Regions from separate parts of the Homo sapiens genome. Here all the other regions are linked to region 3. The links are chromatin loops, found by intact Hi-C in ENCODE. Cell type or tissue: GM12878. All regions are shown on one strand. Region 1 has its middle 40 kb from the start of ADGRL2. Region 2 has its middle 99 kb from the start of ADGRL2. Region 3 overlaps LOC101927434 (a long non-coding RNA gene).

Region 1 (4,000 bases), 210 kb after region 3:
ATATGCTGTTTGCAGTTCATTGCTAGGTTTCCATACTAACATAAAGCATTGGTATTTGAAAAATTCATTAAGAAGTAGCTCACCTTAATTCCTAGATCTAAATCTGTGGCGTGGTTCTATCACCTTTTCTACAATGTTGTCTCAGAATTTAAGAACGGAAAATAAAGAGTTCATATGCTAACATTTCATGGAATATGCCTACACAAAGGAATTGCTGCTTCATGGCTTATGCCATTGTTTAAGCTATTCTAATTGTTTTCAAGTTTTAAATACAGAGCTGGAATCCAATTCTCAGGAACTCCTACCATTTGTCTTAGTTTTCTAAGACATTTACTGTCTCCATTACATAAAGAGACCTTCAAATATTTGAAGATAGGTTCCATGCTTCCTTTATATGTATATATATTTTTAATTAAACTTCTCTTATTCCTTCCGCTACTCCTAAGGTTACAGGGCTTCCAAACTGTATCATTAATGAGAAGTTAGCTTTTCAATAACCACATTTTGAATACAGTCTGCTAATACTGACCTCAATTATAGTTAAAAATATATAAGACCTGCACTTTAAATATAATCTTTTCCAGGTTTGATTAGATTTTGATTGCTGTAATTAGCCATCTGTAATACATAAGACATAATCTAGAATTTGCTCTTTACACATCAGAGTGATAAATCCAGCTATAGAAAGCATCTTTTTGGTTGCCTCTTAATGAAAATATTACTAGACACTACTAAGTGGTGATTGAAAAAACATGCTGAAATATTACTGTCAGCTACTGGAGTAAAACTTCTCACCAGAGAACTATCACAACTTCAGGATAAAAATGATTGCTATCTAAATACAAATTTTAGCAGCCATTAAAACTGTTAGAAAGAGCTTAGATCACTTTGCTTCTTAGAGTTTAAAAAATTTTTACTATACAGTATCAAATTAAAATTTAGTTACTACTTGCAAAATTCAAAACATTTATGAAAGTATAATTAACTAACATTTTAAATCAGAATTCAGGACAGTTTGAATGTTCCTTATATGTCCACAAAAGTTTTTTCTAGTCTTTTACCAAATACTAAAGTGATGATTTGTCCAACAATGTAGATGTTTAATATTCACCAAAGTGTCATCAACAACTTAATGCATCATGCTTTTCCTTCTCATTAAAACTGCTGTATTACTGAAGCTTGACCAAATTTCCTTCATGCTTGGACATCTGTTTAAGTATAATATTCTACACTTTTCCTCCTCTATCAGATTTTGCTTTATCTTTATTTTCCTTCCTTCTCTGACCTGTATTCAAGAAATAGAAAATGGCTCTTTGATGTGCCAGTTCCAAGTATGTTCAGATAAAAGGTAAATAATTCAATAGACTTGTTGATGAGAATTGACATTTGAACACTGGAGGTTGTTTCCTTTACTCATGCACTCTCTTAGTGAGGATAGGGGACCCAAGGTAGGGACTGGCTGGAGTGAGTTTCAAATTGGTGAAAAACTTCTAAAAAAAGAAATGGTAGAGAAAAGAGCAAAAAAAATTCTTTTTTAAATCAATGAAGTAGGAAAGTCCAAACATATATTCTTATCAAGTCTCATACTTGGCCAATAGTTATAAGCCTCTCTGAAAACATTTATATGTGTGGGTGGAGGCAAGTTGCCCATTAAATTGTTAGAGGTGTTATCAGATTCATCAGGACTTGGTTGTAAATTTGACTACACAGTTTGGCTCATAGAGAAATGAAAAGGAAATATCTGATTAAAGTGTGCATAGCTGCTGAGGCAACTGAATGTTGCCATAGCAATTGAGATGAAATGTGCAAGAAGTGAGATAATTAAATCTAACCCCTTTAGTAGTTTTGATAGTCAACGCACTGCCAATAGAAAAAGTTATCTACAGTATTAAGATAAAACACATTCCTCATGGAATGTCTCCTTACTGTATTTTGTTTCTTTTCTAAATACATTGCTTTTGGTGTCTAATTTGAATGTTCTCTTTTAATAATCAAATATAGTTTTGACCTTGGTCTGCCTAAACTTTCTGCTGGTTTATTATATCATGGGGATAGACATCTATAAAAAATATCAATGTTTTCCCCTTTAGTTCTTAAAAAAAGTATACTAAAGCCAAAGCTGCCACATTTGAGCTTAGAATTCAATAATATCTAGAACGTGCTGCCCTCTTCAGGAGCTGGTGCTTAAAAATACTTTTTTTTTTTTTTAGCAGATTGATGAGTTATAATATCAAAATTGTATTGATAATCTTTAGAAATAAATTCCATGTAAAATAAAGTATTTCTGTGTTTAAATTTTTTTTACATTAAGAGCTTGCATTAAAAATCAATACATATAACATTTTGAAAGGAATTATTATTATTTACAATTAAATACAAACTAATAATTTCCTTAAACTATTGTCATAGGGAGAATTCCTGAATCATTACAAAATTTGACTTCCATATTTAGTATTCAAATTTTTAAGAGAAAAATTGTCTAAAAAAGAAGGTATTTTCTATGTGAAAATCTAAGTAGGACATCCTTCAAATCCCAGTTTTATTCTTCAACAACAAAAACAACAAAAACCAACTTTTTAATTTGGGAACATTAGGATTTATAGTTTGAAATTTTAGCTAGTTTTCATTTACAGAAACAATATCTTTCTTGGGAATAATGATTCCAAAGATATCTTAACACATCATAATGTTTATTCAAAATTACTTCACTAGAAAAAATTTCTAAAGGTCTGAAATATCACTATTGAGAAAATTCAAGCAAATCTCCTTCATATATATCTATTAAAATTTCCTTAGCCATTATATAGTTTTAACAGAGAGATATGATCTCAGCGTATTTTTCTCCAAATTAGGTTTATTATACTTTAAAAAACTGATCAATATTAATAGCATTAATTATCAGGATGTGAGAAAACCATATTTTCCCTTAAAGAGTTTTAGGTAAACCTGTCTCATCTCTCTCAATAAAAACTTCAAATGAGCTAAAGGGCTGAGTGAAAAAAAAATTTATTGACAATGTTCTCCTAATTCTACAATATTTCTTTTGTGGAAAACAAAATAGTTTATTCCTGTATTTGAAAGTACTTATCAAAACAAGTGCTTAATCTTATGGTAGCTCTGTTCATAGTCATATAATATATGTTCAAGAATTCTTAGAACACTGATTTGTGTTTTCTGCTTAGATTTACTTTATTTTTGTTTTGCTGCTGGTGTATTACATTTGGCAGTTAGGATCCCTGTGGATGGAGGTATAATAAATAATAATATTTTCTTTACTTTCCAGGGTATTTATGGCACAATGAAAAATTTCATCTTTCCCAGAATGGTAAGTAAGGAGTTCTTTCTGTATTTGATAGTACTGAACACGAACAAGAAAAGGTGAATTATTATAATAAAATTGGAGTATCATCTACTAAATGTATTGAGTCATCTGATAATTATAATGTAGTTTATACTTTTGCAAATAAATGGATGCTGTATTCAAATTCTATAATTATTCCAAAATGTTCACCAAATATACTACAGGATTTTTACAGGAAATACAAGGTTTTGCTTTCTCTGTTGGATTGCAGTTGAACATAGTATATCCAACATTTTGTTTTCTGGGGTAATTTATTTTAAAATACACAGATATAGAAATAAATGTGGTTTATATTCCACGAGCAGAAAAAGAAAGCATTATCTGTGATACAAATTGAGAGTTGGTAAGAGTCCTTTGGAATTGTTACTGTTACATAAAAACTGATTGTAATTTATGTTTGACCGGGGCTTTGCAGCATCTGTGAATTTTAAAATATTTATTTTCTAAAAGTATATATCATAACTTCTAGGCAAGCTAGCCACTATATGATTTTGGTTAAACATATAGTTTCATTGTCTTTATATTTTTATGACTTAAACAGGAAATATTTAGTTTTAGTCTTTATCATAACCTCTTTACAATTCAAATACTAAAAATTAATCTTATTATATGGGAAAGGTCAGTGTAAAATGATATTTC
Region 2 (4,000 bases), 150 kb after region 3:
TTTATTCAAGATTTAAATTTATGAAAAGAGAATCATAACGATATCTTAATTGCTCTGAAGATGTCTTTTCAAAAGAATTGTCACAGGAAGATTTCCTTCAGAGGAACGGAGAAACCAAAGGAGATGGCTTTATTGTGGAAGAGTTGAGGAAAGCCTTCTGTCCTAGAAGTTAACATTTACGGATCTCTCTGGCAAATAATAGTCTCCGTTTCAAGTCCATTATGTTTGATAAGGATTCAAAAAGTCTTAATCGAATCTAGCAGTCATTGCTGCTTGTTTCTTTCCTAATCTCCCTGATTTTGAATTATAAGATCTTTGTCTCTTAAAATAAAACATCATTTGTTAAAGCCTTTTCAAAATTAAGACCAAAACCGTCACAACTAATTGTTTCTTGGCATCAAATAAACAAATTTTTAAAGTTTGATGAATTGTTTGTAAGCTCTAATCAAGTGCGTGGTGTCATAAAAGAGGGGAGGGAACCCACTGAAACAATATATGTAATTTGTTTGCATTAGTATTTGAGATAATTACAAAGCAAGTGTTCAAAAGCTGTTCTGTATACTCCAGAAGGGGGAAAGATAGGAGAGGAAAAGCATAAGAACACCCAGCCATTGTCAGCTGCTCTCTAAAATATTGCCGGATTCACAATTGTCGAACATTAGCACTACTAAGAATGCTGGGGACAGAGTGTCATGTTGAATGTAGAGTGATGACTTCATAGGAAGGCAAAGCTGAAGATATGACCAGTTTGCAGTCACAGAAAAATCAGCTTTAATTAATTTGAGTGCCAGCTCTGTGTATAATTACACAGCATGAGAGTTTGCATGCAAATGCAGAAATGCTGATTGTTCAAATACTTGCACTTGCTCATTAATACGTTGGGACTAAGCAGGGCTGGCAAGCAGACAGGGTACGGCACACACGGTGCCTGCAGGCTAATTTGTATTATACTGTAGTTAGCAAACAGATTTCAGATGTTTCTCCTTTCTTTAAATAATAAGCACAAAAATATGTATGTCATTTTCATCGGTGGCATACCTTGTTTTCTTTTTGATTAAAATAAAATGTTTTTGGTTTCTGAAAAAGTGTTGAGGGTACATTAAACATTACTAGAACACTGATTTATAACCATTGATGCCAGGTCTGGGATATTTCTATTTGACATTTCATGTAATTGTCCAAACTGATCATATTTCATAATTAGTGAAACTATATTCAAACAATATAAGTTTATGATTAAATCCCATGGAGGAACAAAGGGAGAGACACAGTTGTATTGCCTACTTTTCTGTCGAATCTAGTATCTTGTAGTCAGCATTGGCTGGGTCCAGAAGCTTCAGTAGAACTGATTTCTTTGTGAAAGTACCTAATCCTAAAATGTCCTGCGGTGAGATTTTCCATTCTGACCACTGAATCTTTTCAGAGATCAGCTTCAACCAAATTCCCAACTATCTGGACAACACCCTAGGGGAAAGAGTCTGCCTAAATCACTACACCAGGAACATCTGATAATTTATTAAGGAATTTGCCCAAGTTCCCCAAATCTGGTACTACTATCAATGCTGTCTGTTTTCTTGCCAACATTTCAATGCTTTTCAGTTCTACAAATATTTATGGAGCACCCATTTCTGTTAGACACTGCAAAGCAGAGGATGTACTATAGTAAGCCAGATAGATACAGTCTCTGCATTGGCTATCTCTTTTCTCCCAGGAATTGTCTCAGGAAGGAACCTACGTCAGTTCCCTGGGACATAGATGTTTTTAGCAGTCATTACCTTGGGGGAAAGCCCACATTACAGAAACTTGAATCTATGGCCTTCCATAAATACAGTTTTCATGGTCCTTCTGGGACTCTCTGATATTCTTTCAACCCTATTCTTGTGTAAGATGAAGGAAGCTACCTCTGTCTTGAGGGTTGAATGGAAATTTAATGGATATGTGAAAGAGTCTATTAGGCAAGCCCAAAAGTTTTATAAGAATATATTGAAGAGGAAGGCTGTCATACCTTTCCCTGAAAGCCTATATCTGTAAGAATAGTCATTTCTCAAGGAAAAAGGGTGAACACAACATGTAGGTGGATATGGGGCACTTTACACCATTGGGTCTGACCACAAGTAGGCAGGCATCTACCTACGTGTTTTCAATATGACCAGCTGAGAAACACCAGCTAGACAGCATCACCCCTTCTTTCTAAAAACTCTGCCAATGTACATGTACAAAGATGGAAGGTGACAATAAAAACACTCATACATACCACCTAAGCTTCCACTTCACTTTCAGAGTAGTCATAACCTTCTCATGCTACATATCACAAGTATGCAAGAAGGAAGAAGAAAATCCAGGATGGTGAAAGAACTCCAGGGTATCTTCATGATGTACAACACAGTAATTTCGGAACAGTGGTTTTCAGAGAACAACTATGAATTGCAAGTACCCTGAGCTCAAACAACTTTTCCTTATGGCTCTGTCATGGTCAGACACACATGATTAGGAAACAAAACAAAAACAAAAACAAAAACAAATTTCCAAAATATGTATGAATTAAGAAAACACCATCTTGCTGGGACCAAAATATTAAAAAATATTTGTTATATGGATTACTGGTATCTTTACCAAGGAGAGTTAAAAAACATCTTAAGGGCTTTTGCCTATAAGAAATGAATTCTAATGGGGTTATGGTAATATATGAAAGGAACCATATTCACAGATGATGCAAGTAATTTCATGAAGCTACTAAGGGATAGGAGAGAAAGATAATACATTTGTAAAGAAGAAAGTAGAGAATTTATTCTGCAACTAGAAAGTTTTCAGGAAACCTGAGAACACTCTAGCTACAGAGATGAAGAAAGCATGTAACCCAGTGTAGAAGCACAACACACTGGGGTAGTTCAGGATGGTCAATCGCGCTGATTAATACAGCGTGAGAACCATAGAAGGAATGAAAGCAGCTAGTGAGTCAGCAATGATTAGGTCAACAAAAACTGTTTCCTCAGATTTGTGGGCTGAAATATGTATTCCACAGAAGACATATTTCAAGGGCATGAGAAGAATGAAGGGGAGAATAATTGAAGATAGCAAATGTGAGGAATCTGTACCCAGAAAGTGAAGCGGGAGAAGTAAGCAAGAAAAGTTTTAGGCAAGTGGAGATTTGAGCATGTTTGCAGAAGGGAAGAAATTAGTGGAGCAGGGGCAATTGGAGTTGTTAGGGGAAATGTGTGATTAATGGAACAGGAGTTGGGGAGAATCCAGGTAGTTATGCTAGCTAGAGAGTTTTTGTTTTCTGTTGTTGTTGTTGTTGTTGTCTTATTCCAAGAGAGAAGGACAGGAAAAGAGGATGGTGTCAGGAAATCTGAGGTGGAGGCGAGGAAAGTTATGAGAGTATGTGCCAGATGCCTTTGGTCCAGTGTGGACATTGGTGAGATCATCTCCTGGGAGAGTAAGTATAGGAAAGGGTGGAAATGACACAGAGATAAAAACAACTTTATTCTCGTACCGAAGAAAAGGAAGAGCAAAATAATGTAAAACAATTTACAATGAAAATGGGTAAAAAAATGTAAGGAGAATGAAGAAATGGAAACTGGTTATTATAAAGTTTCACTTAAACATTAACTTGTGCCAAGGTTAAATGAGTAATGAGTCTGGACTTAGGATTACCTAACAGTCTCTAAGTTTACATTTTCCAATATCAGCCCACCAAAAGTAATGGGTTCTTTTGTTTGTTTGTTTTATTTTTAGTTTAGTGCTCTTGTATTCTACACTAAGGAAGGAAGTGTGGGGCAGATATCTGCATATGAAGTAAAGGAGGCCAATAAGCCACAAAAGAGCTTAGTCTTTAAGGAAAAACCCATCATCTCTCTGGAGCTACCCCTTCCCCCTGCTCATCTTTGGCCTTGCTGGTAACAGTAAATGTATTTATTTAACTACATGACACAAGCCTGTATGGGGATGCTTAGGCCTCCCTTCATCATCATACTTCCCCTCTTACACAACCCAGATTTCT
Region 3 (4,000 bases):
ATTCTTACAACAACCCTGTTATGAAAGTCTTATTACACACATTTTCAGCGTAGAAAATCAAGTCTCAGAATGATTCACACAGCTGGGAAGGAGTTCTTTCTCTTACCCACTGCAGTCTAAAATAGTGTTTCTCAGTTTGACTACAGCCCACACAAGAAATATAATTTATGTCCCAATCCAACTACACACGTAACTGAAGAAAGAGTTTCACATAACAATACTTAACTTGCACTCAATTTCTTATGTTCTGTGCAATTCTCTTCCTTTCTTTTTTTACTCTTTTTAATGCTAATCACAATCAACTAAATTGATTTCATGACCTACTAAAGGGTCATAATTGACAGCTGAAAAATGCTGCTCCAGCATCTGCTGCATCAATATTACAGAATTCTAGTAGAAATTACATCAAACTCTTCAGCCATTTGGAAATCAGGCTAAGGTAATTTTTCATATGCAAGTTATAATTGTGAGCGCTTCAGTATGAAAAACTTGAAGCAAGTAGAATAGTGAGTTAAATGTCAATTAAATACTGTTAAGTAGCTTTAAAATTACTTAGCAAGAGGAAATCCAAAAGCTGAACAAATATAGATTTGTGGTTGACTTGCCATTTTTAAGTAGTTTCACAAAGTCCTCTTTGGGTTATCCTCTCAGAACTTGTATCTAGGTATTTTCACTCTCAATTTTGATCTACAGGACATAATTGTATTCCAAGGTTTTTATTTTTCCCCAAGGATTCAGGTTAAAATGTAGCATTGTTTTCATCCAAATTGTATTCCAAATCTCTAAATAATCTCAAAGAAGAAAAACTTTCGTGAGTCCCAAATTCTTGAATGATTAAGGATTTGAGTCAGTGGACATTCTGCACTTGGAGTGAGCAAGATAAACTCCAGGCTGATGATGTCAACTAATTTGGGAATGAGTGAGTGACATTTCAAAAAACAGAAGGTTGAGAAGGTGTTCAAGAATTTCCAGGTCTTGAAGGCTAGAAAAAGCCAACAGATTTCTGCCTTGCAGTCCAAAGCTCATTACAAGGTTGTATGTTGGAGTGCTTTGCTTTAGGCAACTTTCAAGTAAATCAAGAAATGAGCCCTCTCCCATGTTTGCTGCACTTTCTAGTTCTCACTAAATTTTACTTTTGACCTCTGAGACATTTGCAACGGCACCAGGATGTGGTTACAAATTGGATTAGTATTACCAAGCAGATCCTTTTGACATGCTGGAAGACCTAATCCATCAGTTACCTACTGAAGCCAAATGGATGACGTTTGTAACTCCTTGGGGTAGGTTTTGAGATACACAACAGGAGGACAAAACAGAAACTTTTGAAAATATGGAAAAGAAACTATTCAAAACAAAGGAAAGGAAGAATGCTCGAATAAATGCTGGGAGACCTAGATTCTGGCTCTGCAACCACAAAATAGTTTTGGAAGCCTTACAAAGTTACTTGACCTTTTTCAGTTTCAGATTTCTCACCTGCAGATGTCTTCTGTAGCTTATCACCTGCAAATGGTCTCCTAGTAACTACTGACATGCCAAATAGTTGGGATCAATTCTCTCCCTCAAATTGCACACAAGATTGAAGTCACCATATTCTTCAATACTCTCATTAGATAAATACATTTCAGAGAATACTATAAATAAGCAATCCTCCTGGAATCTGGCACCATTGAGAAGAACCTAGCCACCAGTGGTTTTAGGAGAGAGCTAAGGGAGAAAGCATAACATGTAAACAAGATCACGGGATGAGAAATTCACACAACCTGTAGAGGGCACTAAGGTACTTTTTAGAGAAAGAATCAGACTAATGGGCATGAGAGGTACCTGTTACCCCAAGTGAGAAGCAAATGGGAAGAAAGGATGAGTGAGAGAGGTATCTTCATTCAACTTTCCTCACATGGTTCTGTTAATCCCTGCCTTCTATCCCAAGTAGACAGTAATCACAGTAATCAGTGATTACAAAAGATAACCTGCTAAGATAGAAAAGGGAAAAAATTACAAAAAGAAAAGCTTCTTTGTAAGGATTTGATAAATGAGCCCTTGATACCTAATAACTTCAGGATTTGCCATTGGTCTGAATTAGGAAATCCAAGGAGAAAATGTTTGAAACTCCTGCCATATTGATTATTGGCAGAGCAGAGGTAAATTAAGGGGAAAATCCAAGGAGTATCATAGGGTAGGATAGCACAGATGGAAGATGCCAGTCAATGCCTTATATTGCAAGATTGTTTCTCAGGAAGGAATGAATAGGATTCAAAATGATGCCCAGAAATGCCCTTACTTTTGTATAATTCTTAACAATTTGCAAAGCCTTTTGTAAAGCTAGAATCTCATTTGATCCTCATGACAGCCATTTTATAGCTGAAGGTGTAGAGAGGTGATGTGGCTTTCCCAAAGTAACACAGTAAATTTCAAAGCTAGGTCTTTAATAGAAATTAATTTCCAGTGATTTTTAACAGAACATCGGGCTGTTCTACCAACCCAGAGTGCTTTCGGGGACTTATTCACAGTGGAAAAATTCTGTTACAAGCCCAAGAGGTGTCAGTTTATGTTGGAAAGTAAAAATCAAATGGCAGATATTCACAAAGCAAAATAAAGACAATTTCTCATCACAGGCTTTGTAGCTCTAAGAAGCTAACAGGAGTTTTCACAACACAAATGGCTAATGTTAGCAGCACGCCGAGTTGGCAGTCCTGTCGTCTGCCTGATCAACAATATGCCATGCTGTTCGAGATTTATCCTGTTACAATTCCTCTGGGTAAAGGTATCATTTCCAAAGTATCCCTATCAGAAAGTAAATAGAATTTGTAATAAAAGCCAATAGAAGAGGTGGGAGCATATATGCTTTCCGTTCTACCCTCTTTACAGAAAAAAAAAAAAAAATTCATTACTGCCTATATTCAGATGATTAGTGTCCCAAGCCAAAGCTCCAGGAAGGGAATCTAGAGTCAAAACAGGAAGAACAAGTTTGGGTGTGAACTCCACAGGGAAGCCTCAGGCTGAGACATGATGATGTCATGGGCTTCAGGAGGGGCTTTGAAGTCAGACCCAAGGTTGAAACCCAGCTCTGCCTCTTAGAAGATGTACTGAGACTCATTGAGCTTCATTTTCTATGCAATGAGGATGAAATTCTGATCCTGCAAGTTGATGTAAGGATCAGAAATAATACATGTAAGTGTGTGTCACATAATAAATCCTCAATAGGTGGAAACTAGAATTTTTGGGTCCCAGATGCTTGATAGGAAATGGGGCACACAGTAATGTTGAAAGCCCTAAGGACAGGTTTTTCCTCTTTTCAAGTCTGCTAAAGACTAGCCCTGACACCAGGTCTTGAGGAAGATCTGTGTATCCAACAGGCCAAGGACTCTTTCAGAAGACAGCTTTTGTCGAGTGTCACCTTGAGTCCCCAAGTGTAAGGATTTATTATACTTTGATTTGTACAAGTCCTCCAAGATCAAAGATGGATTCTGAATGTTAGCTGTCAAGTGAACAAATGATTGTGGAAATATAAAAGCAAAGCAATGCATGTTGCCTTAGGAATAGCTCATTTGCAAAATCTAATATGCTATTACATTGACATATTTCCTCATTTCATCTATTAAATCTTCCATTTTAGTAAAACTAGTTTGTTACAACCAAATGCTGTGATTATGTGCACTTATGTATACATCATAAGTGTATAGTCTGCCTATAATGTCTAAAGAATGCTGGGTCTGAGTTGAAAAAAATAGGAAATTAAGATCTAGGTGTGAATGAACAGCCTCTGCATTTCAAATATCTTTGAGTATGACTACCTCCTTTAAAATACTTCTGAAACATATAGCTTTTTAAAATTTTAGTTCTTCTAGCACATCAATCAATCAATCAAACTGTAAGTTGTTCTTTTAAGAATGTCCATTTGGAAAACTTATGGAAAATAGATCCCATGAATTGAAATACTCCCCGGATTAACTGAAATGTATTAGTGGGAACTGCTTGTGAGATATTACAATGGAGGTAAGGA

Evidence for each region. A loop is a pair of places that touch in the nucleus more often than their neighbours do. Peaks named below come from ENCODE experiments on the same cell type or tissue, not always from the same donor. Only the 100,000 strongest peaks of a DNase experiment are listed, where the experiment ranks them.
Region 1: a loop joins it to region 3, with 7 times the contacts of the local background. A loop is called at or near these places in 27 of 110 quality-filtered maps.
Region 2: a loop joins it to region 3, with 2.2 times the contacts of the local background. A loop is called at or near these places in 2 of 110 quality-filtered maps.

What each region holds. Positions count from the first base shown.
Region 1 is chr1:81,758,528-81,762,527 of GRCh38, forward strand. It overlaps a transcript of ADGRL2 not described here. Among named protein-coding and RNA genes, the nearest start is that of ADGRL2, 40 kb to the right of the region's middle. In GM12878, a CTCF peak has its summit at 2,158 (motif pointing left); no DNase peak of the experiment used is centred here.
Region 2 is chr1:81,700,142-81,704,141 of GRCh38, forward strand. It overlaps a transcript of ADGRL2 not described here. Among named protein-coding and RNA genes, the nearest start is that of ADGRL2, 99 kb to the right of the region's middle. In GM12878, no CTCF peak of the experiment used is centred here; no DNase peak of the experiment used is centred here.
Region 3 is chr1:81,547,962-81,551,961 of GRCh38, forward strand. The region is part of intron 1 of LOC101927434 (a long non-coding RNA gene); the gene reads right to left. It also overlaps a transcript of ADGRL2 not described here. Among named protein-coding and RNA genes, the nearest start is that of ADGRL2, 250 kb to the right of the region's middle. RefSeq lists an enhancer at 1-152 and a silencer at 1,696-1,855. In GM12878, a CTCF peak has its summit at 1,760 (motif pointing right); DNase peaks (open chromatin) are centred at 110, 1,170, 1,510 and 1,750; H3K4me3 peaks cover 375 bases; H3K27ac peaks cover 1,966 bases.